Regions from separate parts of the Homo sapiens genome. Here region 1 is linked to region 2. The links are chromatin loops, found by intact Hi-C in ENCODE. Cell type or tissue: dorsolateral prefrontal cortex. All regions are shown on one strand. Each heading gives the region's core, and the rest is flanking DNA. Links, peaks and the distances in the headings are about the cores only. Region 1 has its middle 28 kb from the start of LINC02345. Region 2 holds the start of LINC01852 (long intergenic non-protein coding RNA 1852).

What was found. Peaks named below come from ENCODE experiments on the same cell type or tissue, not always from the same donor. Only the 100,000 strongest peaks of a DNase experiment are listed, where the experiment ranks them.
Region 1: a loop joins it to region 2, with 2.8 times the contacts of the local background. A loop is called at or near these places in 11 of 110 quality-filtered maps.

What each region holds. Positions count from the first base shown.
Region 1 is chr15:38,003,640-38,020,233 of GRCh38, reverse strand. It overlaps a transcript of TMCO5A not described here. Among named protein-coding and RNA genes, the nearest start is that of LINC02345, 28 kb to the left of the region's middle. In dorsolateral prefrontal cortex, for the core only: a CTCF peak has its summit at 7,166; a DNase peak (open chromatin) is centred at 7,158.
Region 2 is chr15:38,063,878-38,080,471 of GRCh38, reverse strand. It overlaps LINC01852 (long intergenic non-protein coding RNA 1852), which reads left to right and starts at 7,482. Exons shown (of 3, transcript NR_147201.1): 1 at 7,482-8,424; 2 at 8,515-8,642; 3 at 10,532-11,660. RefSeq lists an enhancer at 7,139-8,004. In dorsolateral prefrontal cortex, for the core only: CTCF peaks have their summits at 7,322 and 7,525 (motif pointing left); a DNase peak (open chromatin) is centred at 7,461; H3K4me3 peaks cover 3,499 bases; H3K27ac peaks cover 5,975 bases.

The DNA.
Region 1 (16,594 bases), core at 3,291-11,290, 60 kb after region 2:
AGCTCTCAAGACCAGACTGGGCAACACAGGGAGACTCCATCTCTACAGAAAATACAAAAAAAATGAAAAAAATATATTAGCCAAGTATGGTGGTGCATCTGTAGTCCTACCTACTCCAGAGGCTGAGGTGGGAGGATCACTTGATCCCAGGAGTTTGAGGCTGCAGTGAGTTATGATTGTGTCACTGCACTCCAGACTGGGTGACAGAGCAAGGTCCTGTCTCTAAAAAAAAATTTTTTTAATTACATTTAATTTATCAAAAAAAAAAACCTCTGATGCTGTACATGTCATTATACATTTGTCCAAGTCCATAGAACCACAGCTGGGCATGGTGGCTCAAACCTGTAATGCTAGTGCTTTGGGAGACAGAGGCTAGAGGATTGCTTGAAGCCAGGGATACAGGACCAGTTTAGGTAACAAGGCAAGACCCCGTCTCTATGAAATTAAAAAAAAAAAAAAATTAGCCAGACATAGTGGCACTGCCTGTAGTCCCAGCTACTCAGGAGGGTGAGGTGAGAGGACCACTTGAGTCCAGGAATTTGAGGCTGCAGTGAGCTATGATTTTACCACTGCACTCCAGCCTGAGTGACAGAGTGAGACCCTGTGTCTTAAGAAAATAGTGAACTCTAGTATAATGTACCACTCTAGTGGGGGATGCTGACAGTGGGGGAGGTTGTGAATGTGAACGGGTAGGAGGAATATGTGACTTCTCTGTACTTTCAACTCAATTTTGTTACAAACCTAAACCTGTTCTAAAATGTAAAGTCTATTTACAAAAAAAAGGAAAATTGAAACTTCTGATAAACTGACCTATATTTTCCTTAGAAGAATTAACCAGAATTTGTATTATCCCATCCATGCAAAATAAATATTCTAGTTAGCTTTTACTTCCCTTTTCCTTGTTACTTGAGATTGAAATTACTAAGAATTTTAGTTCCAGATTGCTTCAGTTTTAGAAATATTATTAACTTCTATTTTAGTCATCTTTTTCCTAACAGTGCCATTAAGTTTCACAACATTATCTGCAATCATTTTGACTCAAGGATTTTACTGATTTCTTTGCCCACTACTATTTTATTGGTTTAGTTTCACATCTTCCTCTTTCTTGAATTCTTCACTATGATTTATTTTTCATTTTACAGAAGTCATTCTGGGGGCTCTTTTATTTCTCTCTCAGAATATATGGGTGGTATACTATCTGAGTCATTGCATATCTGAAAATATTCTTTACCTCCATACTTAGTGATAATTTTGATTGCATATTGAATTTAAGGTTTAAACTACTTTTCCACATAACTTCATAAACAGAGCTCCATTGTCTTTTAACATCTAGTGTTGTATGTAAGAAGTTCCATGCCCATCTAATTTTCATTTCTTATGCATAAATTGTTGTGTTTCTCTGGAAAATTAAAATATTTTAATTTTAATCCTGGATTTTGAAATCTGTATGTAAAAAAAAAAATAACATTACTGCTCTTCACTTACTGAACCCTTTTAATCTGAAGATAGAAAACTTTAGATCAGGGAAATTTTCTTTATTATTTCTTTGATTATTGCTTTCATTCATTTTCTCTATTTTTTTCGTTCTTCATCTCCTGTTACTATATGTGGAATTTTTTAGACCTATCTTCCATATCATTTATCTTTAATCATTTACATCTCTTTTTTTTGCCAGTTGGGTAGAATTCTATTACTTGTTTTTACAGGCCAACAATTTTTATTAATCTATTTTCATTCTACTATTTTGCCTCCCACTGAAATTTTACTTTTAAAGTCATGTTTTTAATTTCTAGAGTGCACTTGTTCTCCAATGGCTTTCTTTTTTGAAACCAGATTTCTTCATTTTACTAATTAATGGCCACTTAACTCTCTCTGAGGACAATAATTTTAAAAATTTCTTAAAGTTGTCTCCTATTTCTTGCTTTAACGCTCTTTACTTAGAGTTAAGTCTTCAGCTTAGTTATGTTGGTGCCCTTCTCTTAGCCTGTTGACTTTCTTCTTTGTTGTCTATTACTGTTTACCAGTAAAGGCTTGCCTTGATTAACGATGGTATCAAGTGTGGGTTTCTTCAGAATTTGTGAATGTCACTGATACACAGCCCTAAGCAGGTGTATTAGTCCATTTTCGCACTGCTATAAAAAACTACCTGAGACTGGGTGACTTATGAAGAAAAGAGGTTTGACTTATAGTTCTGCATGGCTGGGGAGGCCTCATGAAACTTACAGTTGTGGCAAAAGGCAAAGGGGAAGCAAGGCACATCTTCCCATGGCAGAGCAAGAGAGAGAGAGAGTGAAGGGGGAAGTGCCACACGCTTTCAAACAACCAGATCTCATGAGAGCTCGCTCACGATCACAAGAACAGCAAGGGGGAAGTCCACTCTCATGATTCAATCACCTCTCGCCAGGCCCTGCCCCCAACATACAGGGACTACAATTGGAGATAAGACTTGGGTGGGGACACAGAGACAAATCATATCTGCAGGCCTCCTTGCTTTTCAGATGACTGCCTGCGGTGCCCTCTGAGTACCCTTACTCAGATGCAGTGAGTAGGTGGGCACTTCTAAAAGCTGTGTTTTCTTCTAGGATGTTTTAATGGTAAGCAGACTGACAGAATAGGAGCCCCTCAACTGAGGAAGCAGGAACTTCTTATGATGAAGACAATGCTTTAAAAGCCTTTCCTGTACCACTGAGTGCTTTTTTCCTTTTCCTTTTCTTCCATTATACCGATCTAAATTTGAACAAGGCACAGCCATTTCTCTGGCTCCTCTCCGGCAGGCAGGTTACCATTTTTGTTAGGGAGTTGCTTTGCACAGAGCAGGATTCTGGCCCAGCTCCTGCCATATTTCTAAGACCCCACGCACTCCCATGCTTCCATGACCCACTCCTGCTTCTCGGAGATTTAAACTTTTCTGAACTCCGTTAGGAAACCAAACTATGCACTCCTCCATCACCCCTCCTTCTTTACTAGTATTAGGAGGCAGAAGTTTTGGCAATTAACTTATAAATTAATTTGATTCTATATGCTTTTATAATATCCAGAAATTCCTTAAGTTTCTGGTCATTTGCAGAAGGTTTCATTGCTTTCACAGGTGCTGTATATTTATTAGTATTTTTTTATGTCAGTGAAATTTTAGTGGAAGCAATGCAAAGAAAAAAACTTGAACTCAGTCCACTATCTTCAGTGGAAGACCCCTGGCCATATAAATACAGCCGTATCCTCTCTCTCTCTGTCTCTCATTCTGTGTCTCTCTTTCTTGCACTCTGTCTTTGTGATCCAGTGTTCATAATCTGTTCTTTAGAGGTTTAAATAGTTGGAAAAAAAAAAGCCTAGGTCAGGGTGTCTAACCCCTATGGTATGACAACAACAGCAACAACAAACTTTATTCTTTTCTCCTACTAGTAGTTATGGGTGTGAATAAACCCAGATAAACTTTTTGACAGTGTTAAGGCAAGCGGCAGAGGACACAGTGGTCAGAAAGGGAGGATTATAGGGTGATATTTCCAAAAATTTAAAGCAGGAGCATTCCATAATTTCCATTATAACTTAGGCCTTATTATATACCTTTCCTTTGTGCTTGGGGACTAGACTTTGCCCAGGCTGAAAGTATAACTGACCACTGCTCATTTCTGCGGCTCTGGAAGTTACCGTAGGTGCTTGATCCTGAGATGGCTCATGTATTCACTGGTGTTTGAGCAGAGATTGAACTCCTTTGCCATTTAGTCTTGCACCAAATCAGCACCCCTCAAATCATCCATCTTTTAGGACCACTGGATTATCTGTCTTAGGCTGGTTAATTTACTTTCAAGTTACCTTGGGAGTTCATGAGGAGTCCCCATTGCCCACAGAGCCTGATACAGTGGCTACACTGACAGGTTTTCGATTGCTCATAAGTGGCACAAATATTCTTGCTGGTCTTAATCTTCACTTTTCACTGTTATTGGCAATGGGCTAATATAAATTCCTTTTTCATTTCTTCATAATCCCATTAAAAAATAGACTTTATTTTTTAGAGCAGTTTTAGGTTCACAGCAACATTGAGCAGAAGGTGCAGAGATTTCCCATATAGCCCCTGCCTCCATACACACATAGCCTCCCCCATTATCAACACCCCCCACCATAGGGGTGCATTTGTTACAACTGATGAACCTACATTGACGTCCCAGTATCATCCGAAGTCCGTAGTTTACATTTGGGTTAACCCTTGGTGTTGTACATTCTGTGGGTTTGGATGGATATATAAAATGACACACATCTACTGTTACAGTATCATGCAGAATAATTTCACTGCCCTAAAAATCCTCTATGCTCTGCATATTCATCCCTTCCTTCCCCCAACCCTGGGCAGCCACTGATGCTTTTACTTTCTTCATAGTTTTGCTTTTTCTAGAATGTCATATAGTTGAAATCATATAGTAAAAAGCCTTTTCAGTTGGGCTTCTTTCACTTGGTAATATATGTTGAAGATTCCTCCATCTCTTTTTATGACTTGATAGCTCATTTATTTTTATCACTGAATAATAAATAGTCCATTGTCTGGATGTACCATAGTTTATTTATACATTTACCTACTGAACGCCATCTTGGTTGCTTCCAAGCTTTGACTGTTAAGAATAATGCTGTGACAAACATCTTTGTGAAAACACCTTTTGTGTGGACATAAGTGTTCAAATTTTTGGGTAAATACCAAAGAATATGATTTATAGATTTTATGATTAGGGTATGTTTAGTTTTGTAAGAAACTGCCAAAGCATATTCCAGAATGGCTGTACCATTCTGCATTCCCACCAGCAATGAATACAGTTCCTGTTGTTCCACATCTTTTAGCACTTGGTGTTGTCAGTGTTTTGAGTTTTGGCAATTTTAATGGTATTAATTTAATATCATTAAATGGTGGTTAGTGGGTATTCGTATCTTATTGTTTCCTAGTTGCATTTGACTTTCTGTCCTCTAATTGGAAAGTTCCTGTGATGGTTAATACTGTCAACTTGATTGGATTGAAGGATGCAAAGCATTGATCCTGGGTGTGTCTATGAGGGTGTTGCCAAAAGAGATTAACATTTGAGTCAGTGAGCTTCGGAAGGCAGATCCACCCTTAATCTGGTGGACACAATTGAATCAGCTGCCAGCAAATATAAAGCAGGCAGAAAAACATGAAAAGGAGAGATAGGCCTAGCCTCGCAGTCTACATCTTTCTCATACTGGATGCTTCCTGTCCTCTAACATCGGACTCCAAGTTCTTTAGTTTTGGGACTTGGACTGGCTCTCCTTGCTCCTCAGCTTGCAGATGGCCTATTGTGGGACCTTATGATTGTGTAAGTTAATACTTCATAAACTCATATATATATATATATATATATATATATATATATATATATATATAATCTTTCTCCTATTAGTTCTGTTCCTCTAAGAGAACCTTGACTAATACAGTGTCTTTTCCTTTAGGATCTTTAAGTGACTTAGAATTAATTATGCATTCAACTTTCTCTACTGCCATATACTGAGAGGCAGAAGGAGAGTACAGGGAACATAGAAAGAAAGGGAAACACATTAAACAATTTTAGTCTTGTGGGGTAGAACTTGCGGGGGTAGAACATGTGTGCACACACGCACTGAATGCCATTTTCACCTCTCTCTATCAATTCAGAAATCCCTCTAACTCTTGGAAGACAATTGAAGTAGCTACAGAGAGATTGGTATACCTAATGGTTTGCAGGAAGCTTATGTCATTAGTTCTAGCAAATTCATAAGCTAAAGTATTTCTATTTTATTTTTGAAGAAATTAGAAGGAGGGTTAAAGTTGAGGAAACAAAATTTTCTTGAAATTAAGAATGGGGAGCTGAAGGGAAATCAAGTGTTTGTAATCGATCGTATCTTGGTGTCTTGAAAGCCAGGGTCAGAGCAGGGAGGTTTTGAAATTCTTTTAAATGACAAAATGTACACGAAGCAAAACTAGGTAATATCCAAGAGACTTTAATTTTAGGAAGGAGTATATGATAGAAAGAATAATGGCCTCCCAAAGATATCTATGCCTTAGTATCCAGAACCTATGAATATATTACCTTACATGGCAAAAAAATATTTTGCAGGTATGATTAAATTAACTATCTTGAGGTGAGGGAATTATTCTAGATGATCCTCATGGACCCAATGTAATTGCAACAGTCCTTAGAGGGAGGCAAAATGAACAAAGTCAGATAATGTGAGGACAGAAGCAGGGGTCAGAGAGCAGAGAAGATGATACACTGCTAGCTTTGGAGATGAAAGAAGGAGTCATGAGCCAAGAAATGCAGTTCACCTTTAGAAGCTAAAAATAGAAACAGATTCTTCCCTAGAGCCTGCAGAAGGAATGCAGCCCAGCAGACCCATTTTTGATTTCTGACCTCCAGAGCTGTAGGAAAATAAATTTGTATATAGTTTTAAGTCACTAAATTTATGATAATTTGCTATAGTAACAGTATAAATTGAATCCAGATTATCTTAGTGATTGGTATCAGGAAAAATAAAATAGAAAAAATTATTTGCTATTTTAAATTATCACATGTTGAAGTAATAGAGTGGCTCATTGGGTCTATCAAACTCAAAATGTTCCATAGACTGGATTAAGAAAAGTGAAGCAATACTAAGGTGACATGCAGGGAATCATCTGTTTAAGAAGTCCCTAGGTGTTAGCACATTAGCAGAGCTGAGATTAGAGCTCCTATCACATCACTGATGACAAGAGTGTGGCTGTTATTGAATTACTGTCTCTCAGCTCCAAATCCACCCTTTAATGTTGTGCTTGATAGCCAAGATGGATCTCGTAAGCATTTCTTCTTTACCTCTTGGCACCATGTCAAGTTTTTTAGTAGATGGCAATAGAGGAACACTAGAGGGGGGGAGGGACTTCTTTTCCTGCTTTAGCTGTCCTTTTCCCTCCTTCCTGTGGTGCTTGGCCTGCCTATACAGGATACCCAGTGGAGATGACCCCTGGCAAGTTTAAGTGGTACTAGCCACAGGCAGCTTCCTGGAAAGGTGGCTTCTTTGTGATCTTAGCAACATCTTTGTGGGTGGCTTCTGGATGAGTTCTGTAGGTAACTTTTGACAGCCTTCAGTGAATTCATCAGCAGCCTCTGCTGACAGCTTCCTCGGGAGTTTCACTGGCACCCAGTGGTGGTTCTCTGTCTGCCACCCTTGGCCTGCAGACTATGGACCAACTGTGACTTCTCTCCTATCCTACAGGCTGAAGCCACAGTCCCTTTATTGTGATCTGTATCCCAGTCCTGAGGAAGAGGCCCCCTTCCAAGTTTGTTCCTTCTTTGGGTTCTCTCATTCAGACCTCAGGTAATCTTTAGATTTCTCTATTATCCCTTCTTGGTAGCTAATCCCCTATAAATGATTAATAATTCTTTACATTAACATTTCCTCTTCAAATTACTGTGTTCTTTCTGTCTCCTGACTTTGACTGATACTAGGACAGGAAGCCGAAGAAAGAATTAGTGTTCTGCATGGGACCAAGCTCACACATGAACATCACTTCTCATCAGCCTCCTCATCACAATTTTATGCTTCTTTTAGATATCATTTTTGTTCTAGCATGGATTTTGATGTTGCTTACAAACATTTCCTGAGTACATATTGTGTATTTGAGAACTAATCATAACATCTAAAAGCAGTGCAAAATGAGCAACACACATACACGTGTATGTGCACACACACACACACACACACGACTACTCCTATTGGGAGTTGAGACAACAGGCTTCAACATCAACTGTGTCCTTAACTAGCACTGAGAATATCAGAGAGAAAGCCCTCTGAGCTTTTCTCTTTGAGGCTTGATGAGATAAATTGAAGATATTTTCTGCTCAAAAAATCGATAATATTTGATTTGAGTGGTGTGAATGTCAAACAGCAAAATGTTAGTGAAACAAAAGGACAGTTTTGAAGGCTAGCCATGGATTCTGGGGCTGGTGAGAGGCACCGTGAGAGACATATGGAGTGACCATTGAGAGCAAGAAAAGATGTTCTGGGCTGGAAGTTGTTCTCCTTGTGCCAAATGCAAGGAAATCTATGAAAACCCTCTCACCACATAGAAGAAGCCATTCTTTTCTTTTTTTCTTTTTTTTTTGAGACGGAGTCTCGCTCTGTCACCTAGGGTGGAGTGCAGTGGCGCGATCTTGGCTCACGGCAACCTCCGCCTCCCAGGTTCATGCCATTCTCCTCCTTCAGCCTCCTGAGTAGCTGGGACTACAGGCACCCGGCACTGCGCCAGGCTACTTTTTTGTATTTTCAGTAGAGATGGGATTTCACCATGTGAGCCAGGGTGGTCTCGATCTCATGACCTTGTGATCTGCCCGCCTTGGCCTCCCAAAATGTTGGGATTACAAGCATGAGCCACCATGCCTGGCCAGAAGAAGCCATTCTTAGGCAACTACATAACAGACATATTTTTCAGAGCAGGAAAAGATACACAGAAACACGTGGAAGCAAATGTAAAACCATAAATCTACATAGACATGGTAGATTTTTATTTTAAAGTCTGAATTTTGGGCATTTGCAGATTGAACAACTGGGAACTTTTTCTATTAACAGTCCTGCATTCTATAATAAACAGACCAATGTGAATTAGATTAGGTTAGTATTCAAAAAAAAGGTCAGCAGGTGATAAAGAGCCAGGGCAGCTGTCAAATGAAAAGACTTGGTGCAGGTAACTATTCTGGATAGTTAATGTCCTTAGACCTAGTGACTCACTTCTAACAAAGACACTGCAGCAAAAGTGATAGGCTATCATTTCTGAGATTAAGTTTAAAAAGGTGTTGACTTCCACCATCGCACACACACACTCTCTCTCTCTCGATCACTGTCATGCTCATTCTGATGAAGTCAGCTGCTGTGTTGTAAGCTGTTGTATGAAGGGACACGTGTGACAAGAAACTGAGAGTAGCTTCTGTCCACACTCAGCAAGATTTGAGGCCCTCAGTCTACTATTATGCAGCACTGAATCTTCCTTAGTTCCTTCTTCACTCAAGCCTTGAGATGAGACCACAGCCTCTGCCGATATCTTGATTCCAACCTTGTGAGACACCTTGAGGGACAGACACCAAACTAAGCTGTGCCCAGGTTCCTGACCCACAGATACTGTGGGATAACACATTTGCTGTTTAAGTAACTAAGTTTTGTCACACAGCAATAGATACATAAAAGATGCTGGGTGCAGTGGCTCATGCCTGTGATCCCAGCACTTTGGGAGGACGAGGTGGGCAGATCACTTCAGGCCAGGAGTTTGAGACCAGCCTGGCTGACAAGGCAAAACCCTGTCTCTACAAAAATACAAAAATTAGCTGGGCATGGTGGCACATGCCTCCCAGCTACTTGGGAGGCTAAGGCACAAGAATCACTTGAACCTGGGAGACGGAGGTTGCAGTGAGCCAAGATTGAGCCACTGCACTCTAGCCTGGGTGGCAGAGTGAGGCACTGTCTCAAAAATAAATAAATAAGTAAGCAAATAAATAAATAAAGAGTATCGTTACACCGGTTTTCTGTGGCTGCTGTAACAAACTACCACAAAGTTGGTGGGTTAAAACCACAGAAATTTATTTTTTCATGGTTATGGAGGCCAGATGTCCAAAATCAGTATCACTAGGCTGAAATTACGGTGTTAGCAGGACCACACTCCCTCTGCAGGTTCCCCCTGCCAGCTGCTGACATTCCTTCGCTCGTGATAACATCATTGTAGCCTTCGTGGATGGCACTTTTAAATCTCTGTCTACCCCCATCTTCACATGGCCCCTTCCTGTGTGTGTGTGTGTGTGTGTGTGTGTGTGTGATCTCCCTCTGCCTCCCTCTTTTTTTTTTTTTTTTTTTTTTTGGAGACGGAGTCTCGCTCTGTCGCCCAGGCTGGAGTGCTGGAGTGCAGTGGCGCGATCTCAGCTCACCCAAGCTCCGCCTCCCAGATTCACGCCATTCTCCTGCCTCAGCCTCTCGAGTAGCTGGGACTACACGCGCCGGCCAATACGCCCGGCTAATTTTTTGTATTTTTTTTAGTAGAGACGGGGTTTCACTGTCTTAGCCAGGATGGTCTCGATCTCCTGACCTCGTGATCCGCCCGCCTCGGCCTCCCAGAGTGCTGGGATTACAGGCGGGAGCCACCGCGCCCGGACCTGCCTCCCTCTTATAAAGATACCTGCAATTGAGTTTAGGGTCCACTCTATTAATAATCCAGATCATCTCTTCATCTCAAGATCCTTACCTTCATCACATCTGCAGAGGTGCTTGTTCTATATAAGGTGACATTTACAGAGTCCAGGAGTTAGAACATGAATAATTTTTGGGGGGGCATTCTCAGCCTACCATAAATACCTACTGTTTTAAAGCTCATTATGCTCCAGATACAATGCTAAACACTTTATATGCATTTTCACTTACATGCATTTCACTTACATGTGTTACCATGCCTCATTTATATATACAGAAATGGAGTCTCAGAGAGCTTGAGTGACTTGACTCAGGTCACACAGCTATTTAGTGGTGAAGCCAGTGTGAACCCAGGCAATCTGACCTCTAAGTTTGGATATCTAACTGCTCTGCTGTGTTGCTTTCCCATTATATGCTTAAGCTAACTAATTAGAAAAGGGCATATCTATTTTCCTGGATATAATATATTTGGTGAGTTCTTACTAATGGTGTGACTTTTGGTATCTTTAGAGTTCCCAAATTGAAACGTCTTTTTAAGGAGAGGCACTTGAACTGGGAGGACCTTATCTAACATTTAGAATAAAAATACTGTTGCCTAGAGAATATAGACCAAGTAAATAACATTTCTCACATAATGAATCCTAGACAAGCACATCACATTTACACAAACCCAATCTCTGGTGTTGAAGGTCTAAAGAACTAGAATAGGCGAGCTGTGCTCTTTTGTGCAAAGCTCTTTAGGGGAACTGATTGCTTTGAGCACTTAGAGGCACTTCTCTATAATTAGTTTTGGATGGATTTATTTGGCTTTCCTGGGAAAAGTAGATCTAGAGGTGAAATCTGAATGAGGTTAGAGAAGAGGTGATTTTTGTGTTGATCAAAGTTCAAAATGAGAAGATACGTAATGGATTCCAGATTAGGATCTGTTCAGCATTTGCCATGCTATTCCTTTAACAGCTTGCTGATTTTCCACATATGACCCGGTAGTCTAAAAATTCAGATCACACAGAAACTTCAGTCTTGTTTAGATTTAGGATTTAGGCTTATGAATCTCTTTTTCCATATGTTTCTTCTTGGGGGCAGATTCTAAATTTAGGAAAGTAATGGTATCAGAGGCCTAAGAGTGATTTCTTGAGCTTTTGTTTTTATTGCTCATTATGATGGCATGGCAATCCCTTCCTCAATGTGACATGCCTGCACAGGTGTGCAGGTGGCTAAACGATTCAGAAGATGGTACTTGGATGGCAGATGGTCATGCGTTGTCTTGATTCCAACCACACTTTGAACATTCTGTCCCTCCTCTGACATGCCTCACTTCAGATGGCAACCTCATTTGGAGGTAAATTGTTTTTCACTGTGCTTTTCATGTTGGAGTTGACCTCGTGCCTGGCACTGTGTGGAATGAATTGGCCTACTTTCTGCCCCAGGGATATCAGAAGCTTATTGGTATTTAGTGAATGCTTTGTCATTTTGATCCTAGAAAATAGACCCTGAAGAGATCTTCTAATTTTACTAAGATTATCCTATCTACCTTATTGCAGTATCTCCCCAAGGACAGATGCTTTATGAATGAAGGAGTTCTAGAGTCAATTAAGTTGGGATGCTTCATAGAAAAAAGTGTTTTGAGGTCAAATGACTTTAGAAAATGTTGATTTCCCCCTTCCCTCTATCATCCCTGCAGCTAAAATATTGACAACCACACTTTATCTCTTTAGCTCCCCTCTGAGTACCACGGTCGGTATTTCTAGCATTTTTATAGTTTCCCACTTTCATCCAGGTTCTTTTCTTTGCCTGACGAATTTCTTCAGCAATCTGGGAGAGTCTGCACTCTTGCAAGTAAAACCTGAAAGTGTGGGTGAGTTTGGCTGGGCACGGTGGCTCACGCCTGTAATCTCAGCACTTTGGGAGGCCAAGGTGGGCAGATCACGAGGTCAGGAGATCGAGACCATCCCGGCTAACATGGTGAAACCCCATCTCTACTAAAAATATGAAAAATTAGCCAGGCGTGGTGGCAGGCGCCTGTAGTCCCAGCAACCCGGGAGGCTGAGGCAGGAGAATGGCGTGAACCTGGGAGGCGGAGCTTGCAGTGAGCCGAGATCGTGCCACTGCACTCCAGCCTGGGCAACAGAGAGAGACTCTGTCTCACAAAAAAAAAAAAAAAAAAAAAAAAAAAAAAAAAAAAAAAGTGTGGGTGAGTTTACACCCTCAGAACAACCCTCAATCATTGAAAAACTGGACTTGATAGATAAATGCCTAGGCCTCCCCACCCTCTGTTAAACAATTCCAAAGCCACATCATAGTTTCTTAGACAGATTCCAGCAGAACTGACCTCTAGTTACTCATGGCACTTACTTGTTCACTAACACAATTTTATTGTTTACTCATTTCCCTATCTCAATTTTCCCTGTCTCATTTGTGTCTCTTATTTTTGCCTTTGACATTAACTACCTGCACTCAAGTCTTTGAGAGTGTGTTTTAGGGGACCTTCTCCAATTCTTTGGGTACTCCTAATTTACAGTAGCTTTGAGAAGTACAGAAATGTCTCTTATCATGTTTCCTAAACATCATCCAACAGATCTTTTTTAATTTTAATATTCTGTGTATCTAATGTTCTTCACACTGTAGTTCCTGAATTGCTGTGGTTCCTGGAGATATTTCAGGTAGAAGTATTCTGAAGAGCTTCCCATAAAAGAGCCTACAGCCCATTTTTGTGTTAGAGTATCCTTTGCAAAAACCTCAAGGCCACAGGTCCACAAGGGACCTTATAGTGTATTTATCTCATTTTATCAATGGAGAAATAAAGACCTGGAGTGTTGAACTCTCATTTGGCTCAATCATCTGAGATTACATAGGAAGTCTACACACAAATTCTTTAGCCCAAGGGTCAGTAAACTATGGTTCATGGGCAAAACTCAGCCTGCTGTCTTTGTATATAGCCCACAAGCTAAGAATAGTTATGGCATTTTTTAATGATTGAAAACAAATTTTAAAATAATATTTCATGACATATGAAAATTAATATGAAATTTAAATTTTAGCATTGCTGAATAAAGTTTTAGTGGGACATGGCCACACCCATTTTTTTTTAATCCATTGTCTACAGCTGCTTTAGTGCTACAATGGCAGATTTGAGTTGTTGTGACAGAGACTGTATGACTTGCAAATATTTACTAGGTGACTTGTTACAAAAATAATAATATAAATATTAAAATAATATAAATATTAGCATTAATATAAAATATTTACTGGGTGATTTTTTACAAAAAAGTTTGCTAATCCCTGCTTTAGATTTCCAATACATGAATGGAATTGCATTATCTGCATAAGTCAATATAGTGTAGCCAAGAGATCATAGAGTTGGGAATAGTGCATAGGGATTTTATTTTATGCAGTGCTGCTAGCAAGCTTCAGTGGATTTTGGACAAATGAGGTCACATCTTTAAATATCAACTTCCTTATTTGTAAAATGAAGTGACTGGACTGAATGCTTCTCAGTGTTCACTTATGTTCTGTGTTTTCTTAGATTCTGTATTTGTCTATTTGGCATTCATTAATCACAGGGCCAAACCAGTGGGCAAAGTTGTTTACGTATCCCCTGTGAACAAGCTTTTGCAGGTGCTCAAAATCGTATTACAAATTCTCCAACCAATCCTGAGTCCATAAGCTCAACCACCTCATTTCTCTAACTCCCATACAACATTTCAATACTTTCCCTGCTCTGAATCATACCAGGCAACTAGACACCACTCCTATGCTATATCAGAGCCCACAGACATTATTCAAACTAGCCAGTACTAAGCTGTTTCTCCTGTCCCACCTTGCCTCTCATGAAGAAAACACAATAAAGGCTCTAGGCCATGCTCCTTCCTGCTTCTGCCTCCTGATCTACTCTGCTGCTTCCCCATGTGGCCTTGCATGGTGTGCTGTGCCTCTTGTTTCTAGGGGAACTGTGAGTAGCAACAAATTGTTCTTTCAATGGCCTTGACCTCTTCATATCATCACTCACTCCCCAGCAATAAATTAAGACTGGGTACAGATCACTTAAGTGCAAATAATTTATCATTCTGTGCAGCTATCTCAGATTTAACATATATAATATTGGAAGGGGGTTTGTTCCTAATGTTCAGCCTAAGCCAAACCTCCGTTATTGCTGTTCAGTTCCTTCGGTCTTCATCCATGAACTGTGAGAAAGAAAGTACTTAAGGCTGCATCCCTGCTGCACAGGGAGTCTTTGCCTATTTCTAAAGTTCATATGACCTGTTAAGAAGACTCCTGGTTTGCCTTCTTATAAATCAGAAGCTGAGATTCAGGAAAACTTTTTCATCATACAGTTTTCAATGGTCTTTTTTTCCTCACACTGCTCTAAATCACCGGAACCACTTGTGCTTTCTACTTAGCCCAGTATGAGCTGTAATGTATTAACTTTGCTCTAAGTTGTTTCCTTTTTACAATTTTTTATTTAATTAATTAATTTATTTTTAGAGACAGCGTCTTACTCTGTCACGTAGGCTAGAGTACAATGGTGTGATCATAGCTCACTGCAGCCTCAAACTCCTGGGCTCAAGGGATCCTCCCCTGACACCTGTCTCAGCCTCTTAAATAGCTTAGACTACAGGTGTGCACCACCATGCCTAGCTTTTTTTTTTTTTTTTTTTTTTTTTTGGTAGAGATGGGGTCTTGCTGTGGTACTCAGGCTGTTCTCAAACACCTGCGCTCAGCTTCCCAAAGAACTGGGATTATAGGCATAAGCCATTGTGCTCAGTCTGGTGTTTCCTTTTTTTTTTTTTTTTTTTCTGTCAAGTACTGTTTTCCAAAAGTTATCTGTCTTTTGGCACCTCCCCAAACAATTGGCACTGTCATTTCCCTTTTAAGGATCCTCTCTCTAGGTGCCCTTAGGAATAAAGGTTGATTAAGACCTACAAGGGCATACTGGTGGCACAAATGAGTAAAATAGACTGGGCATAATGCAATAGGGGTGATGGAAACCATTGTAAAGAAACAGACCTGTACTCTGTTAATAGCTGTTATTTCTGTTTGAGCAATTATTGTCACATGAGAATTCTGTCTAATAGTGACAAATCTTTTTACTCTTCAACAGAAGGGAGAGCAAGACGGCCAAATAGAAGCCTCCAGCAATTATACACCCCCCCAGAGGAACAACAAATTAAGCAATACAAGAAAAGCACCTTCATGAAGTTGAAAACTGAGGTGAACAATCACAATACCTGGTTTTAACTTCACATCACTGGAAGAGGTACTGAAGAGGGTAGGAAAGACAGCTTCGAATCGCCTCCATCACTTCTCCCTTAACCCATTTGGCTCAGAGAGAATCTGTGCACTTTGGGGAGGGTGAATGCAGTAACTGTGCAATTTTACATATGACCTCAGTGTTGTCCTATCACAGTGGAAAGCAACAGAAGGCAGAACTCAGTTGGCACCCACGGAGGGAGCATTTAGGCCAGCCCTAGCCAGAGGAGAATCACTTATCCTGGCTGTTGGAACCTGAGTTCCAACAAGCTTCACCAGCACCACTGTTGGCTAAACTGCTGTGGGGTTCAAAATAAACTTGAAAGGCAGTCTAAGCCACAAGCACTGCAATTCCTGGGCAAATCTCAGTGCGGTGCTTGGCTCAGAGCCAGTGGACTTGGGGCACACATGACCAGATGGGGTGGCCAGGGGAAGGTCACCTCTCCTCCAACCCCAGGCAGCACAGGGAGAAACTTCTTCCTTCTGCTTGAGGAGAAGAGAGGGAAGAGTAAAGAGGACTTTGTCTTGGAACTTGGATATCCACTCAGCCATAGTAGAATGGGGCACCAGGCAGAGTCCTGAGGCCTCTTTTCTAGGCCCTAGCTCACAGATGACATTTCTAGACACACTCTGGGCTAGAAGGAAACCCGCTGTCTTGAAGGGAAGGACTCAGTCCTGGCAGAATTTATCACCTACTGATTAAGGAGCCCTTGGGTCCTGAATAATCAGCAGTAGCAACCAAGCAGTATTCACCTTGGGCCTTGGGTGAGACTCAGAGCCATGCTGGCTTCATGTGTGACCCAGCACATTCCCAGCTGTGGGCCTTACAAAAAGAGACTCCTTTTGCTTAAGGAAAGAAGAGGTAAGAAGAGTAAGGGGACTTGGTTTTGAAGCTTGGGTACCACCAGCTCTACTCAGCGGTGTAGAGCACCAAGTGGGCTCCTGGGGTTCCTGATTCCAGGCCTTGGCTCCTGGACAGCATTTCTCGATCCTTCCTGGGCCACAGAGGAGCCTATTTCCCTGAAAAGAGAATCCCAGGCCTGGTAACATGCACCACAAGCTGACTGAAGAGTCCTTGGGCCTTGAGTGAACATGGTGGTAGCCAGGTACTGTTTGTTGTGGGCCTGGGGCAGTGGTGACCATGGGGAGAGACTCATCTGCTTGAGAAAAG
Region 2 (16,594 bases), core at 3,767-11,766:
AACTTTTGTATTTTTAGTAAAGACGGGGTTTTACTGTGTTGTCCAGGCTGGTCTTGAACTCCTGACCTCAGGTGATTTGCCTGCCTTGGCCTCCAAAGTGCTGGGATTACAGGCATAAGCCACCCGTGCCCAATTAGAAAGGACCTTTAATAAGCAGGCAGGTTTTTCAGAGAATGACAACAGTGGAAATTACCTTAGGAGAAACAAAGATTAATGTGATCCTTTGACAATCTGTGTGAGAAGTTGAAGTCACATATTCTACCTTGCATTTTGGGTGTCAGGGAATCAGTAGCACCTTAAAAATAACTGCAACAGGATAAAGGGTGAGAGGAAAAAATAAACACTGTTGACAAATAGTTTATTAAGGAAGGAAGTAAAATGAAGCACACTGAACTAGTCATCTGCAGAATAAATATAGACAAGTACACTTCCAGAGATACACTAGAAAAAAAAAACTCCAACCCAAATACACTGAAAGGAGCCCAAGGATAGAGATAATAGCTAAGTGGGCTAAGATATTAGCTATTGTTTAGAAGGAAGAACCTCACATAGAAGGATAAATGTTGAAAATAGAACTGAGCATTACGTGGGGGAAGAAACCACTTTGACCAAAATATGTATATATATATAGCATTAGATGAGGCTCTTAACATTCTAAAGTGGTATGGGAAGGCAAACCATACTTTTTAAAGATGAATTTTCAAAGTGCATTAGAAAAGGAGTTACTACTTCTTATTACAGTTGCCAGGAACAGACAATTTAAAAGTTTAAGAAACAATTGTTTATCTAAATAAGTTTTGAATTGCTCTTTTTTTTCTGGGTAAAGGTACAGACATTCTTTGAGCCACAGGTCTAAAAGATTTTGTAATTGTTTATGTAATGTTTCCAACAGACATCAGCCCTCATGCTCCTTTAGACCAGCTTCAGCGAACCTTTTCCATAAAGGGCCAGAGAGTAAATATTTTAGGCTTTGCAGGCCATATGGCCTTTGTGGCAGCTCCCCAACTCTGTCACTGTGGCACAAAAATGGCCATAGAGAATACATAAGCGAATGTGTGTGGCTGCATTCCAATAAAACTTTATTTACAAAAACAGGTGGAAGGCTGCACTTGGCCCACGGCTGTAGTGTGCCAATCCCCGGCCCAGACCATAGGTTGCTTCCACGTGGTAAAATAATTGATTCCTGCTTTCTATTCTGTCCATCTTTTTTCTTATGACCATTTTCATTAAATTTGACCAAATTCTTTATGCTGTACTGATGTGATAAGTCACATTTGGGTTTTTATGTTTTCAGAAATGGCAGAGTTGAAGGTTTCTTTGATAGGCTTCTTCTATTCAGGAATGCTCTGTTTTAAGAAAACATAATATAGAAGACCCCAAATTTCAAAATAGTAAATAAAGGGGATGGTTATTCACCTAACAAGAATTTTCTTGCTTTGCAAAATAACTCCTTGAAGGGTTTCTCTAAAATGCTTCTGTCCTTCCCTGACACCACACTATTTATTTACAGACAATATCTTACTAAACAACATAGGAGGAAGCTGGGGAGAGAAAAACTGGCTAAATTATCAAAAAAGACTGTTAATTGAAGATCAACCTAATACAATGTATTTAAAGCAAAAATGCAATGAAAAGGAAAACAATATTTATGTACTTTTCAGACACACAATTACCATCTGAAAAAAGACAGTGGTATTTTCAGCTCTCTGCTTCCACTCCAGATTCCATGGCCACTTCGTTTATCAGTGCTAGTTTGGGTCCTGGTTCTGTGTGAAGTGAAATAATAAATATCTTGTATGTTAGCAACGATGGGCAGTCTACTGTTCACAGCAACAGGAAGTGTTCATTTTTAGATTGTAACATTATCTCTAAAAGATCAAGAATGGATAAAATAAGATTTGCTATTCAAGCTGACTAGACCCTGTATCCTGTAATTTCCTTTGACCACTAGAACTCTGCAGAAAGTTTCATATTTGAAAGACTTGAAAAAATTCATTGCAAAGGATTATTTCATTTTATTATTGTCTTTTCCACTCAAACATCTGTTTTTAGGAAACCAACATTAATTTTGATTAACTGAAGAAAAAAGCAAAGCAACTAATGCATGGAAAAAGTATTATTTCTATTAAGAAATATTTTCATTCTTTTGATTTTATCCATGTTTGGTGAACAGATGCACATTTGTGATAAACCAGTGAATTTTGAAAAAATAAATAATTTAAAATAAGTTAAAAGGAAATGTAACTAAAATCTCAAACACTTCAAAAAGAAAAGAAAAATATAATATTCTCCCTGGTAATGCTTCCCTTTTTCTTCATCAAACTAACTTATGGATAACGGGGTTTCTCTCGACTCAGTGATTTGCAGTGCATCTTTGTTTCTTACAACTTGGAAGTCGCATCATTTACGTAATGATCTTGAGGAAGAAAGAAAATGCAAAGGGAAGTATGAAATAGCTATAAATTTGTTTCCTTTTAGAGTAGACAAAAATTCGTAAATTCTAAATGATCTTTGTTATTTTTTAAAATTCCAGATTTACATAAGACAGGATCATACATCTAATGTCCTGCTAAAACCATGCAAGGTGAAAAGCTGGAAAAGATGAGCTCTTTATACGGGCAGAAACGTTGTGTTTCTGGTTGGTAGGGTAAAAATTCCAAGAGGAAAAGCTTGTACTAGTTAAATATGTGCTGAACGCCATCCCCTTCCATCGTCCCTGTCTTGTATCTTCAACTTCTACCTTGAAATCTTCCTCTCACTCTACAAACGTATTCACACCTCTCCCACTAGGGAAAATAGCCTCATGAATCCTGAATTCCAACTTAACCTGTTATCCTCCTGTCTTTTCTCTTTTCCTCTCAGCTAAGCTTCTTGAGAGAATAGTGTTTATTTCGTCTCCATTACCTTACCTCCTCAATTCACTGCATCTTTCATCCCCTAGCCTAGGAATTTTTTACTTAATTGCTAAATCTAGTGGGCCCTTTTAGTTTCCTTTTCTGTTAAGATAGAGGCATGCGTTGCCTTTTTTATTAAAATTTTCATATTGCCAGGCTTGATTCATTATTTGCATGTGTATCTCTTTCGGTAGAATGGGTGTCCCAGGAGGGCTGAGATGTTATTTAATTTGAAACCTTAAGATGAACACAATGCCTGGCCTATGAAGGTTCTTAATAAATGTTTCTTAAACAGGTTTTTCCCAATTGGACTGCAATGATTTTTAGAAATGCGCAAGTACCAGGGTATTTATACAAACTTGTATTCTTGTTGGTTTGTTTAAATCATGTGGCCTATCTTTCCACATGGTTTGGGTTTGAGGGGCTCGTTTCCTGTTTGTTTTAAAAGGTTTCTTGCTTTGAAACCATTTTGCTCTGAAACACCCCTGCGAGTTTAGTCCGCTCTCTCGGAGGAGGTCTGGGGCCTGCAGCGGGCCTCCCAGTCAGGTCTGGTGATGAAGCACGACATCGCATTGTTGGCTTAGCCGCCCGGGTGGTTGCCTGTTTGTGGGGAGAGGAAGTAGCTACATGAAAACCCTGGGGATGCCAAATGTGGCCTCTACATCCAGGCAACTGGGGCTGGCTCCAGTGCAACAATGGCCGGGTACTTCTGAAAGTGCAGCTGTGACACAGCTTTCCCAGCTCACATTCTCATCAGATGTGTCCTTTATGCAACTTTTTTTTTTTTACATCATTATAAACCAATCTCATCATATTCTAAAATTTTGGAAGATTCAAGAAAAAAACATTCCTATTATCTGCACACATTGATACTTTGAGGTTGTATTTGACATTCCTTTTTGCCAGCATTTAAAAAAAATTTGATTGTCATTGTAGGGTCCACTTTTTTCACTTACTGGATCATAAGCAGTCTGTTGCTATGTGGTTGTATAGTCATTTAAAATCAGGCCACTTTTATGCTACATTTTGTAAATAGGGAAATCTTGAGACATATATACCGTCCTGAACAATATTCCTGAAGAATTGAATTCCACTGTCGTCCATGAAACACAAAGGCCAGGTAATTCCCATAACTCCAGGTGATGCTGTTTCTCTTCAGCAGCTACTCCCTTTGTGTGGTCTTTCTACAAGTAGAGGTAAAGACACGGGTCAGGGTGCTTTTCTGGAGCAAAATTTGCACAATTTTACTGAGTGATTCCAGTCTCCGGAGACAATTATATACGCAGAGAGAGATTTTATGTACCAGAATATTTATTTTAGTGCTTCTTTTTATACGTATGATTTTTAAAAATTAGTAACAATCTACAATGCCCAACAATCGAGGAATGATCAGATAAGAATAGGATAGGATAATTTGAGTCTGAAGTTAAGCAGAAGTCAAAAAAGAGAGAAGTTGATCGGCATTTCTACACAGGTCAGTCAATGAACAAAGTATGTATCGTATTAACTCCAGATGAGCTTTGAATTGCTCAGAAAACACCAAAACAAAGGCAAGTTCGTTTGGGAAATATTGAGGAGAGGTTAAGAATCATTTCCATAAGACACAGCTGGGCAAATCTGATGTGAGAGAAAATGAAAATGTCAGTGATGTTTCCTGTCACTCCAGCATCTTTCCTACAGACTTTCTTAGTTCTGTGGTCAAAATTTGCTTTTGCTTTTATTTGAATATTTCCTGCTCCCTCCCACAATGATCTTCAAGTTGGGTATGCCAAAGCAGACCATTTTCCTTAAGACTTTATTTTCATTTTTTCCTCTTCTGGGATGGTGGAGCTCATAAGAAGCAAGAGAACGCCTTTGTAGCCTGGTGCAGCCAGAAGCTCTTGTTGAATCTTGTCATGACACGCATGACTCCTGAGATTACAGAGCCTTCCACATGAGAGCTGCTCTAAAGTCTCATGGACTAGCTATAAAATAGGAAGTTATAAAAAAGGACTGGTATTCGCCATTCATCGGAAGAAGAGCAGTGTTTATTGAGCGTCATGGTCATCACTAGGGCTGGTTACCATGCATTTTTAGTCCTTCTTGTCCCCTATTCTGGGCACAGGGCTGGAATTCATTTCCTGGACTTATCGTAGTTGAGGTGGTGTATTAGTTTTGACTAATGAGTTATGGGGGAAAAGTGATGTGTGTCAATTATAGGCTGCACATTTTATTAGCAGTATAATTAAGCACTGTCTTGTCCCCTTTGCCGTGACAACTAGCAAGGTTTGACACGATTGTTTACAGAGCATTGTTTAAAAGATAAAATCACAAGACCGCTCAGAATAGGGAGTGACTGAATTCACACTCTTTTGCTTTCTCAAAAGAGAGTTTCGGTGTGAAATTAGCAGGTCCTCACATGGCCTTCTTTCTTTCCAAGTGGGGTAGGATGAGGCAGATTCTCCCTCCTGTGGCCTTCAGGCATGCCATTGTAGCCCCTCCCTTGCTGAAACACAAAAACCTATGTCTTGGCTGGAGCTTTCCTGGCTTCCAAGTCTAGACCTCTGTGTCCAGTGTGTCCCCACGTGTTTGTGCCTCAAGTATCAGTGAAGCCTAGCGTGAAAGAGATCAGGCCCAGGAGTCACATTGTGTGACTTGGCCATTTAACATCTGTGTGACCTTGATAAAGTTAAAATTAACCCCTCTCAGCTTTGGTCTGTTTTCTGTAAAATGGGGGTAGTAATAGCATCTTCCTCATAGGCTATTGTGAGCATTCAATGAGGGAATGCGTGTAAAGTGCTTAGTATGGTACTTGGTATATGACAAGCACTCCTCTCTCTCTATCTGTGTGTATACTGATTCATTTTGTACATTTAGAAATAACCCATGCAAAGTAATCCTATCTCCATTTTAAGATTGTGAAGGTTTTTTCCTGCAGGACGAAAGAAGTCTTGGAGTAGCAAGTAACCAGTTTTTATTTCGTTGTATTTTTTAGCCACACCAAGGATGCAATACAGTCGGCCCTCTGTATCCGTCAGTTCTGCATCCATGGACTCAACCAACCGCAGATAAAAAATATTCAGAAAATAAATTCCACAAAGTTCCAAAAAGCAAACCTTGAATTTGTCCCACGCCAAGTACTACATTGAATCCAGGAGAATCAAGTGATGTGTAGGCATTGTTTAAGGCATCGTAAGTTAATTTAGAGACGAAGTAAAGTATAAGGGTGGATGTGCATAGGTTATATGCAAATATGTTGCATTTTATATACGGGACTTCAGCACCCAGGGTTTGGGTTATGGGTGGGGATGTGTCCTGGAACCAATCCCAACGGATACGGGGGAATGACTGTACTTTGAAGAGAGAGAGTAGCAATGTTCAAAATGCAGGAAGTGAAAGAAACACAGAGAGCATTCTTTGGAAAGATACTTGAAGGTTTTTTTCTAATCCTCAGCTCAAACCTGGGTTCCCACCCTTTTCCCACCAACTCAGAGAAAACTTTTTCTGACACAAAGGGAGAAAAGAAAACATATTTTTGAACAACACTTTTTTCTTGGAGGCTTTCTTTTTGAAAATTATTTTTAAGTTTGTTTGAGGCAATTTTTACTGGGATGAACCAGCTTCTTTTGGAGGGCGGACAAGTCTCTTCCCCTCTTAGATCTTATCTGCTTCTTATCTGTAAAATGAATGCATTAGGGTTGATAAGTCTTCCTATATCTGGTGTTCTTTGATTCTGCCATTCCCTGTTTAAGCCAGAGCCTAGGAATCTAGATCTGGAGGCTGTTTCTGTTTTAGATTGTGCACTAGAAATTAAGCACACACCGCCCCAACTCCCCCAGCTGCCTGAGACTTAAGAAAAAGTGAGACTGCAGTCCTTTGATTTGGCGTTAGAGCTCTCCGTGGCATTAACCTGTTGTTGGTCTAACCTGTGGGGCCAGAAGAAGTGTGCTCGAAATCTGTGAACATGGTTGCTGAACAAACGCGTTTTGGTTTCTTTCTTTTCCTTTTTTCCTTTTTCCCAGGAGTGAGGAGGGGGAGGAAAAAACTGGTCTTTGTTGTGAAGCCACGGTCCCAAACTTGAACCTAGAGGAATGTTAAAGCTCTGAAAAAAAGTTAGGGAGCAGCCTTGCAATTATGCACTCAGTCACAACAAGAGGGTAAGAACTTTCAAGGCACTGGATTGAAGAGACACAAAAGTCAGGAAATGACCCTTTCGTCGGGATTTCAGAGGCCGCAGAGGAGAAACAAAGTCCTCTCACAACTCGGGAAACTTCGGACCGTACCATCCCGAGGGGGCAAGGGTGGGGGAGGCCGGGAGAGGGCAGTGGAAATTGACATCTTCGTTCTCAACAAGCCGTGAGTAAACTGAGGATTTCCCGGCTGAAAGGACTCAGTGTCTGCCTGTCCCCGGCCCAGAAATGAAAGCGAGTTTCAGCCGATCCTCATTGTGGGGCCTGCTGAAAAAGCAGCCCGGGTCGCCCCGGCCAGCCCCGGCGTCCTGAATCGGAGCCCTGTGCGCGCCAGGCCGGGCCGCGCGCCCGGGTTGCAGGATGGCGTGCCCAGGCCAGCCCATCTGCGGCCGCGGGCCGGCGGGGAGGAAGCGTCCCTGGGGATGAATGGGGCTTTGTTCGTAGGCAGCCGCGGCTACCCTCTGCAGGCCCGGCCCGCACAACAGAGGCTGTATGCGAGAGGAATGGAAATGAGCCTCAGGCCCTGCCGAAGGAGCCCCATCCCCTTCCCCGCGCGGGGCTGAGGAATGCTGGCCAGCCGGAAAGGAACCCTCGCTGGGAACGCCGCTCTCGCGCCTCTGAAACCCCATTGAGAAGAACCCTTTGATGCAATTAAAGCGCATTTCATTGCAGGCCTGGGAGGAGGGAACGACCGGCAAGCTTTTTTCTGTCTCGGACGTGTGTATGCACCTTTGTGGGCCGGGTTACTTAGAGACCAGGCGGGAACTTGAGCTCCCTCTCTCGCAGACGTTCTGTAACATCAGAAAAGCGTACCCATAAACAGATTGGTTTTCACCAGGGGTGGAACTCAATTTGGACACGATCCAGGCTGACCTGCAGGCCGGGGTTCCTACTTTGAAAGGCTCTTTGGTGCGCCTTACACCCACCTTCCCTGCTGTAAAGGTTTAGGCGGAAAAGAAATTGCGTTTGCAGGAGGAAGTTGTTTCTGAGGTTACTGCTCAGCATTTTCCATTTTCTCAGTGGTGGGGTGGGCCGTGTCGCATATCCAGAAGTGATGTCACAGCCAGACCTGCAAAATGATGTAACCTGCAAGTGTTGAAGGACGACGATGGGACAGCTATTTTGATACTCGTATTATTTTATAACATTTCCCTGCTTTTTCCATTGAGACAACTGTGTGACCTCAGAAAATCCACATAGCCTCTCTGAACTTAGTATTTTTGTGTGTGTGTTAAAATGAGTATCACAAAGCCGGAGAACGAATGTGATGAAGTTCTGGGTGCTTGTGGAATTCTTTCTAAGTTGGAGGTGGACACTTTATCTACCTGCACAGGTGGAAGATATGTGGGTCTGGAACTCCGGTAAACAAAAAGATCCTATTGGGACCTCTATTTGGTTGACTTTGTGTCACTTTTTACTAGGGCTAATTGTCTAATGTCTCTTTCCACTAGTGTATGCCTCCTTGAGAACATGAACCTTTAAACAACAACAACAACAATAACAACACGAAGACAAAGTCCTGTCTGCTCTCCCAGGCTAGAGTGCAGCGTGCAATCGTGCAATCGCAGCCTACAGTAAGGTAGAATTCCTGGCCTCAAGCTATCCTCCTGCCCCACCGTGGCCTCCTGAAGGGCTCCGATTACAGGAGGGAGCCACTGCACCCAGCCAAACCTGTCTTTTATTCTGTATCTCCTGTGCCCAGAGCAGTCCCTGGCCCTGATAAGGGTTCAACAAATATGTTGAGTGAATGAACAAATACATTCAGGAGTGTAGGGATTGATACTAACTTGTTGGCTGTTTTCTGTTCCTTATAAATCTAAATAAGAAATAGGGAGAGCATGGTAGGTATTTGGGGTCCTCGGCGAGGCGTAAGTTCAGGAGAAGTTTGAAGGAAAGGGTAGGAAAACATTTTTGAGAGCACAAACATGCTACAAGTGTTTCCTGAAATGCCCCAAAGAAGAGTGCAGCACTCAGGTGGAGGAGTCATTTTTTCCAACTGAGTGGATGGTTAATACTGGCAAACATGAATCATGTTTTATATTCATAAGGAGTGTGCCTAGTCAATCACTGATTCTTTAAACACCCCAGAGAAGCAGGGCGGGAAGAGTAATGGCCATGCATGATGGACATCATTGTTTCTTATACGTTGCTCTAAATGTGTCCCCATGGTTCTTGTTATTTTGGGCCTGGTTTAGACTTCTATTTGGTTGTTTTCCTCTGAGGTCTGGAATACACGAATATGTTTTCCACTCAGAAAATCCAATACACTTTTGCATCCCAATCAGGAAGTTGATAAACATGAGATAGTAGAGTACTTGCTACCTTAAATATACCTCCACATGTCTGCAGGAAATACCATTCAAGTAATGCCTAGGTAAGCAAATGCCTGCTCCTGTCTTTTTCCCTCACTCTTACACCACACACACACACACACACACACACACACTGATCAGATGGTGAGTAATATAAAGTCTGTTTAAAGATGGGACCTCCATAATTCCTTGTTTGTGTCAGGGGCAATATGCGAAACACACGGCTGCCCACAACATTGTTTCTTGTCCTGTGGGTCCGTTTGGCTTTTTGTCTTGATGTGGGCATCAACCCTGAGAGTGGAGACTGTTTTTCAGACTGTCCCATTCGTGTCTATTTAACCAGGTGAGTACAACCCACTTAAAAATCTCACATGTGAGGTGATTCCAGGATAGAACAAAAGTTGTACAACAGTAACAGTTGTGGTTTCCCTCCCTTTACAGAACTAGTGAGTTTTCATCAAATCATTGGGTATTTCTGTTTCTTTCTGATTTACAATATGCTTTTGTAGAGCACCTTTATCCTCATTTCAGATTGGTCATTACTAGGCAGTGACTTGAGTCGATCTACCTGACACTAGCAAATAATCAATGATTCAGAAGGGATTAGTGAAAGCAAGGATCAAAGGTTCTTGTCTGATTACCTCCATAAAGTCAAAAATCTCAAGTGATCATGTTTTATAAATTTTGATTAACTTGTTTTTTTAAAAAGACTATACCTATTTATCTGGAAATACAATTCATTAGCACCTTTTATCTTAAAAACCTAGAACTCCACATGCTTGAGAATTGTGGATGAGGATGAAGTTTGCAGAGACAGGTCCCAGAAGAGAAAAAAACAAGGATGGTCATTCCGTACTGCCAATTAAGAAATAACCTCAGAGAGGTAAAGTGGCTTGTCTGTTGTCACAAACGGTGGAATTAGAGTTGGATCTCTATTCTCCTGATTTCCAAGACTGTCCTCAAGGCCTCTAGTGCTTTAATGCCAAGGAAGCCTGCTATTTAGATAGAGACCAGACTCTGCATCCCAAGGGACATAAGAAAGCTGCCTCGTCTGATTTGATAAGATTGAGATAGCCATATTGCATACTGCTTTTCCATTTTTGGAAGGTATACATTATTAGCTCAACTTCCCTTTTCTTCTGCCTTATTTGTCCAGAAGCCAGAAACGTGAAGAGAAGACCTCGCCTTGATTTGCCAGATGACCCCTGGCCTTTTTAGTCAAGTTCCTGGAGAAGTTAGGGTGGAGACTTATTTGTCCTGTGTTTGGGGCAATAAAAGGGGAGGGGCCGCCTCCTCCAGCCTGTTCTAAAAAGCCAAAAAGCAAGGCTATTTACTCAGACCTGGGCTACTAAGTGCTGGGGTGGCCCATGTTGACTTAAATGAGCCCTTGCAGTTAGGTGGGGCTCTCTGGAGCTGTTAGTCATGTGAGGTTGCCAGGGCAACTTAATGTCTTATGAGTTGGAATGCTTCAAGAAGTACAAAGAGGAGACTGCAAGAGTGCATTACAACTTACAGTCATATGTTCAATAACATGTCATCTTTCCTAATGGGGCTTTTATTTTTATTTTATTTTGTGGGATTGAAAGATCAGAAGCCGGAAATTATCTGGAGAGGATAAAGAAAAGGAAAAATTAAAGGAGGGGGCTATTTCTGTTCCTTATGTGGGCAGCGATTAAACAAGGAGAACATCTGGTCCTGGAGCGGGTCTCTGCAGCACTGCTTTTAATTACCCCGTCATTTGGTCTCATGCTAAATTAGTGACTGTGGGAGCAGCTTAGATCTCCAAACTGACAGCCCCGAAGAGCTCAACTCAGCCTGCCACATAGTCAGAGGGGAAACACGGAGCTTCCGGTTTCATATTTAAACCAGGGATTGACTCATAATTGTAGCTGTCAGGAGGGTGATGGAGACATTATGTAATCTGGTTCTTATGGCGATGTGTGTTTAAGGTTTCTGCTCTGTAAATTCCAGAGGAAATTTTGTGTCCATTGAGGGAGAGCTTGCTGGCTGCTCTGTGGTGTGCCCTGCAGGGTAATTACAGTGCTATTAAAGGTTCCTAAATCTGCCTGAATCCAAACATGAATGAATTTCCCCCTGAAAGGCCCTCCTGTTTTTCCATAGACTTTTAAATGTGGATGAGGTTAGGCGAAATCTGGCAAACTGCAAAGAGGCAGTATGCTGGCCCAATAGGGAAATGTAATAATGGCAAGCCATTCAGGTCCACAACTATTTTTTTTCTGGACCACATAGCTTCCCTTACTATTTCCCATCATTTCCAGTCTCAGAGATTCTGAAAGCGGACACCAGTTGCTTCTGGAAACAAAGGATGAAGCTGTGGATCATTAGTTCCATTTTCATGCTGCTTGTTACTTGCCTCTCAGAGGTTTCAGCACCTCTGTGGACTGGTGTAAGTTTGCAGGGCAGCCAGGGAAGGCTTGAGGCAGATCCAGTGTTTGCTGCCATCAAAAAAAAAAAAAAAAAAGAAAAAAAAAAAAAGAAAAAGAAAGTCAGATGAGGCTGTTTAATTTTAAACTAAAAAGAATGTGCTTTTAACTATTTTGCTTCAGGGAGACTTGTGGTATGATGTGATTGTTCTCTGTACCCAAGTAATATAAGTTTTGGCTGCATGATAAGAAGGATTCATTCATAGAGAATAGTGCTGATATTAGAAGAATAACAGTAAAGACAAAATAGAATTTTAAAGGGTGAATGGGAGTTATGGTGGTGGAGTGATGAGGACTGAAACCCTCAGACACCCCCTGATTGCTGATCTGGCTGACCCAGAGTTCTTGCATCTGTTTCTGTACTTTTCCTCTCTTTCTTAAAAAATCCCCAGTCCACCAGTACTTGGAGTGCTATACTTGGCCTTTTCATGACATCGCAGAAGACAATGGAATATAAAAAGTAGTTTTAGTCAAAATTAATAGCTACATGTGTAAAAATATGTCATCAAAATGCTGGCTATCATAGTCATCATCAATCAATCAATCATCATCATCTATATTGTAATTGATTGCAGTTAGGTGGTCTCTGTTGTAATCTCTATTTTTCTAGAAAAATGAACAATTGGGAGAATTGGATATTTGCCCGTTGGTCTTTGAAACATGGTACTGGGAGTGAGCAATGTTCACTTAGCAAGAAGATGGAAAGATCAGCACTTGCTTTCCTACCACGCCTTGGAAATTTTTATGTAAGGTCATCCTATAAGTAGAATGGCTTGTCTTACTATGGTGGACCACATTTGCATTTTAGCTTTGCTTACCTAGCTCCAGATATTCACCTGATATGAGAAAGTTATTTTAATGAAAATAATATATTTAATATGCTTGTGTATTTATACACATAGAAATGTATATTTAAAGGAACGATTAAAAATTACCCTTATTCTTTCACAACCTCAGGCTGTAAAATCTTTATTAGGAAATAGTGACAGTGTAACAACTTGATTTATTTTCTCCCACCAGGCTGAAGTTTTATATGAATATTATCCAGTCACTATAGCTTGGGACCTTATCATCTGACTGATGGATGATGCAGGGATGGATAATTTCATAAGTTGTCTAGCCAGAGTTTATTCATTTTTCTAGTCATTGAAATGAGAAGACTTGATATGACTCCTATTGAGATACTTTCAAAGGCAACCATCCTTGTAATGGATTTTCTCTGTCAGAAAATTAGGTATTGATTTGCCTATTTTTTTTTCCCTGTACTAGAACTTACCGACGGACTAAGGATTCCTCTTCCAATTAACCCATTCATGCCTGAGGTTGCAATTTTTGGAATTTTTGGAATCAGACCTTGGTGATGACCTTGAGCAGTAGGATATAAATAATTCCCACGTGCTTAGCATTCCAATAATGGAACACCAGGCTTAAATAGGTGAAGGGCCATTAGCTTATAGAAAACGATAATCGAAGACAACAAAACAGTATTATCCTGGGGGCTTAAAGAAATTAAACTGAGCATTGGATGCGGTCATCAATAGGACATTTCCCTTTCTTGTCTTTTCTGACTTCTCTATCCAACCACAGGCTTTCATCATTGAGAATGAAGTAGCCAGAAGGGATAATTACCAGAGATAATAACTTATCTTTGATTTTAAAACATTAAGGAATTTTTATTAAGATTTATTAATAAATACATTTAATTTAGTTTGATTAGAATTATAGCTTTAGCTTGGCCTAAAACTGCCCCACCTTTCTGGGATCCTCCCTTCAGTTTTCTGACTCTTGGGCCACATGTGTATTTAGTTCTGTGACAAAGAGCCCTGGCTCCTTCAGGCACGATGCCCACATCATCAAGGTTAGAGGCGATTATAACTGATATGGGTTGCAGTCTGTTCCTGTCCTTGTAAATTCCGGATTGTACTTGCTCACTCCTACTTTCTATCTTATCTTCTCTTCCTGAAGACCCATGCTGTGGACTTCAAGCTCCAGCATCAGGCACAAAGACAACAGCCTTACAAAGACTTTTTAACCAGCCCCCATTGTGTAAGTTCAAATCTCCATAATAAATCCACTCCTCCCAAGCAAAACACACACACACACACACACACACACACACACACACACTTCCTAATGGTTTTGCTTCTCCGATTGAATTAATATTACTAATATTAATGTTGTTATGCAGATATCAAAGACCTAGGTAGGATTGTCTCAAGCTCTATTCATTCCCTGTAGAAGTCCAAAGTCCTCCCTAAGTTTTCTCCAAATTCTGTGAAGTCCACATTTTCACGGTCATTTTTGGCACATCTAATTTGCACAAAAGACCCTACAAAGCACTTGTGAGTATAATGTATTTATTAAAACTTTTGGTGGCATGAGGAGACAGAAGTGCAGTTCATGTTGAAACAAAAATAATTTCAAATTTAACTTGACTCATCTTTATTTGTAAAATGTTTCTCCACTATCCCATCCTTAGCGAATAGATACCCTTCCCTCATCCTATAAAATCCCCAGCTTCACAACAGCTCCTCGGTGCCTCTCTCCTTCCCCTTTTTCTCTTCTGCTTTCTGTTTCTCCCAATACTCCCATCCTCTTGTTTTCAAGTGCAGAGAAGCTTAACTATCTCTCTTTTCTTTTATGCTAAGATTATTGTGGATGTACGTCCATGTCCTCAGGATCTAACCTTCTATTCCCGATGGCTATTGTTCCAAGTCAAATACTGTTGCAATAGTTAAGAAAACAAAAATGTTGCCTGGTTACAATGGTAACAGGAGCAGGAAGCATACATTTAGTGCTTACTATGATCCAAACTCCAAGGGCTCTTTATGTCTTGTCTCGTGAGATTCCTACAAAAATTCAGTGAAGCCTGGCATTATGAGTCCCATTTTAACAATCTTGAAATTAGATCATAGAAAGTAAAAAAAACACAAAAGCAACTACAAAACCTAATATTTATTGAGTTCTTATACATCAGGCACTGTTTTAAGCACTAAATGTGTTTTGTTTTTAAATTGACTCTTCACAACTCTACTAGTTAAAAAAATTATCCCCATTTTACAGATAAAGAAACTGAGACACAAAATTAGGCAATTTTCTCACAATAAATAAAAAGTGGTACTGTGTATGGAAACCAGGCTGCTTGAATCTGGAACTCAGAATACCGTCTGACAAGGTAAGAAGGTGTTTAAATGTTTCTCATGTAGTCAGTTTCCTAACTCAACTTCATGACACCTTTCCTGGCTGACCGAATATTTCAACCATCCTTACGTTTTATATTTTTCATCGCTGTTTAATTTTTTCTCCATGGTACTTAATACTGACACATATTTTACTTATTTATTTTTTTTAAATTTTCTGTCCCCACTACCAGGATGTAAACTCCGTGAGGGCAGGGACATTTCTGTCTGTTTTACTCACGATTGCATCTCCAGGGCTGATAGGAATGCCTTTCACATAGTAGATGCTCAATAAGTAGTTACTGAATGAATCAATAAATGAATATATGCATGTATGAAAAGCTGCTTACACAGAGGACAGGGCCTTCTTATTAGGTTTTGCAGATACGTCAGGAAAACCCCCTTTGAATGGAGTTTGAAAAAGCTCTAAATTGGTGGGCTTTAAATGTGATCAAACTCATGTTGGGAGACCTTCAAATACTGTGCTCATTTTCAGGCCACCTCATGTTCCCGTCTCTTCTCTGCCTCCCCTAGGTGTATGTGTTTAAATCTCTCCATCCTGGTTTAACAGCCTTCTCTGTGGGCCTATTCTCTAGAAAATTCTTTGACTTGCCAGTTTACTTTTCCCATTTATAAGATGGAGATAATTTTACTTCTAACAACTTCAGCAGGATTTGGAAGAGATCATTGAGATGATAGGAAACCAAACAAAGTATTGAATCTTGGGAAGACTCTGGCTATAGAAACATAAATGAAAATTAAGATAAAATCCTTTTAAAAAATTATTGTTAGAAATTACCTAGCATGTAAATTTAGAATTTTTTTGTGTTTGTTTAATGAGGAAGTTACTTTTTCAGTTTGATTTTCTATTTAGGTTGGTAAAATGTATTAAAATTGTATCATGAATTAACAGCAAAGATAATATCTACTTATTAATTCAACAAACATTATCAAACATTTTTTATGCCAGACACCATTTTAGTATTAAAACAGCAAAAATGTCAGTGAGAAAAACAGAACCCTGGATTCTTGTATCATTCACAGAGAGATGTTTTTTAGAGATTGGTTATTGTATTAGCTTGTTAGGGTTGCCATAACAAAGTACCACAGACTGGGTGCCTTAAACAACAAAAACTTAGTTTCTCACAATTTTAAAGGCCAGCCATCTGAGATCAAGTTGTCATCAGGGTTGGTTTCTCCCGAGGCTTCTCTCTTAGGCTTGTAGGCGGCCATCTTCTTTTTCTGTCTTAATGTGATCTTTCCTCTGGGCCCATCTATGTCCAGATTTCCTCTTCTTATAAGGATATCAGTCGTTGAATTAGAGCCTCACCTCAATGACTTTGTTTTAACTTCATCGCCTCTTTAAAGCCCTATCTCCGAATACGGTCACATTCTGAGGTACTGGACATTAGGGCTTCAATATATGAATTTTTGTGAGGACACAGTTTAGCCCATAGCACTTCTTGTATTGCCAAACTTTTTGGGTTTCATTTTACTTGTTTAAAATAACAGTGGTGCTTTCTATACATACCTGTTATTAACACATCACTTAGTGGTTTTCTTTCTTTATGAGTATTGCAACCAGGTGGAAATAAA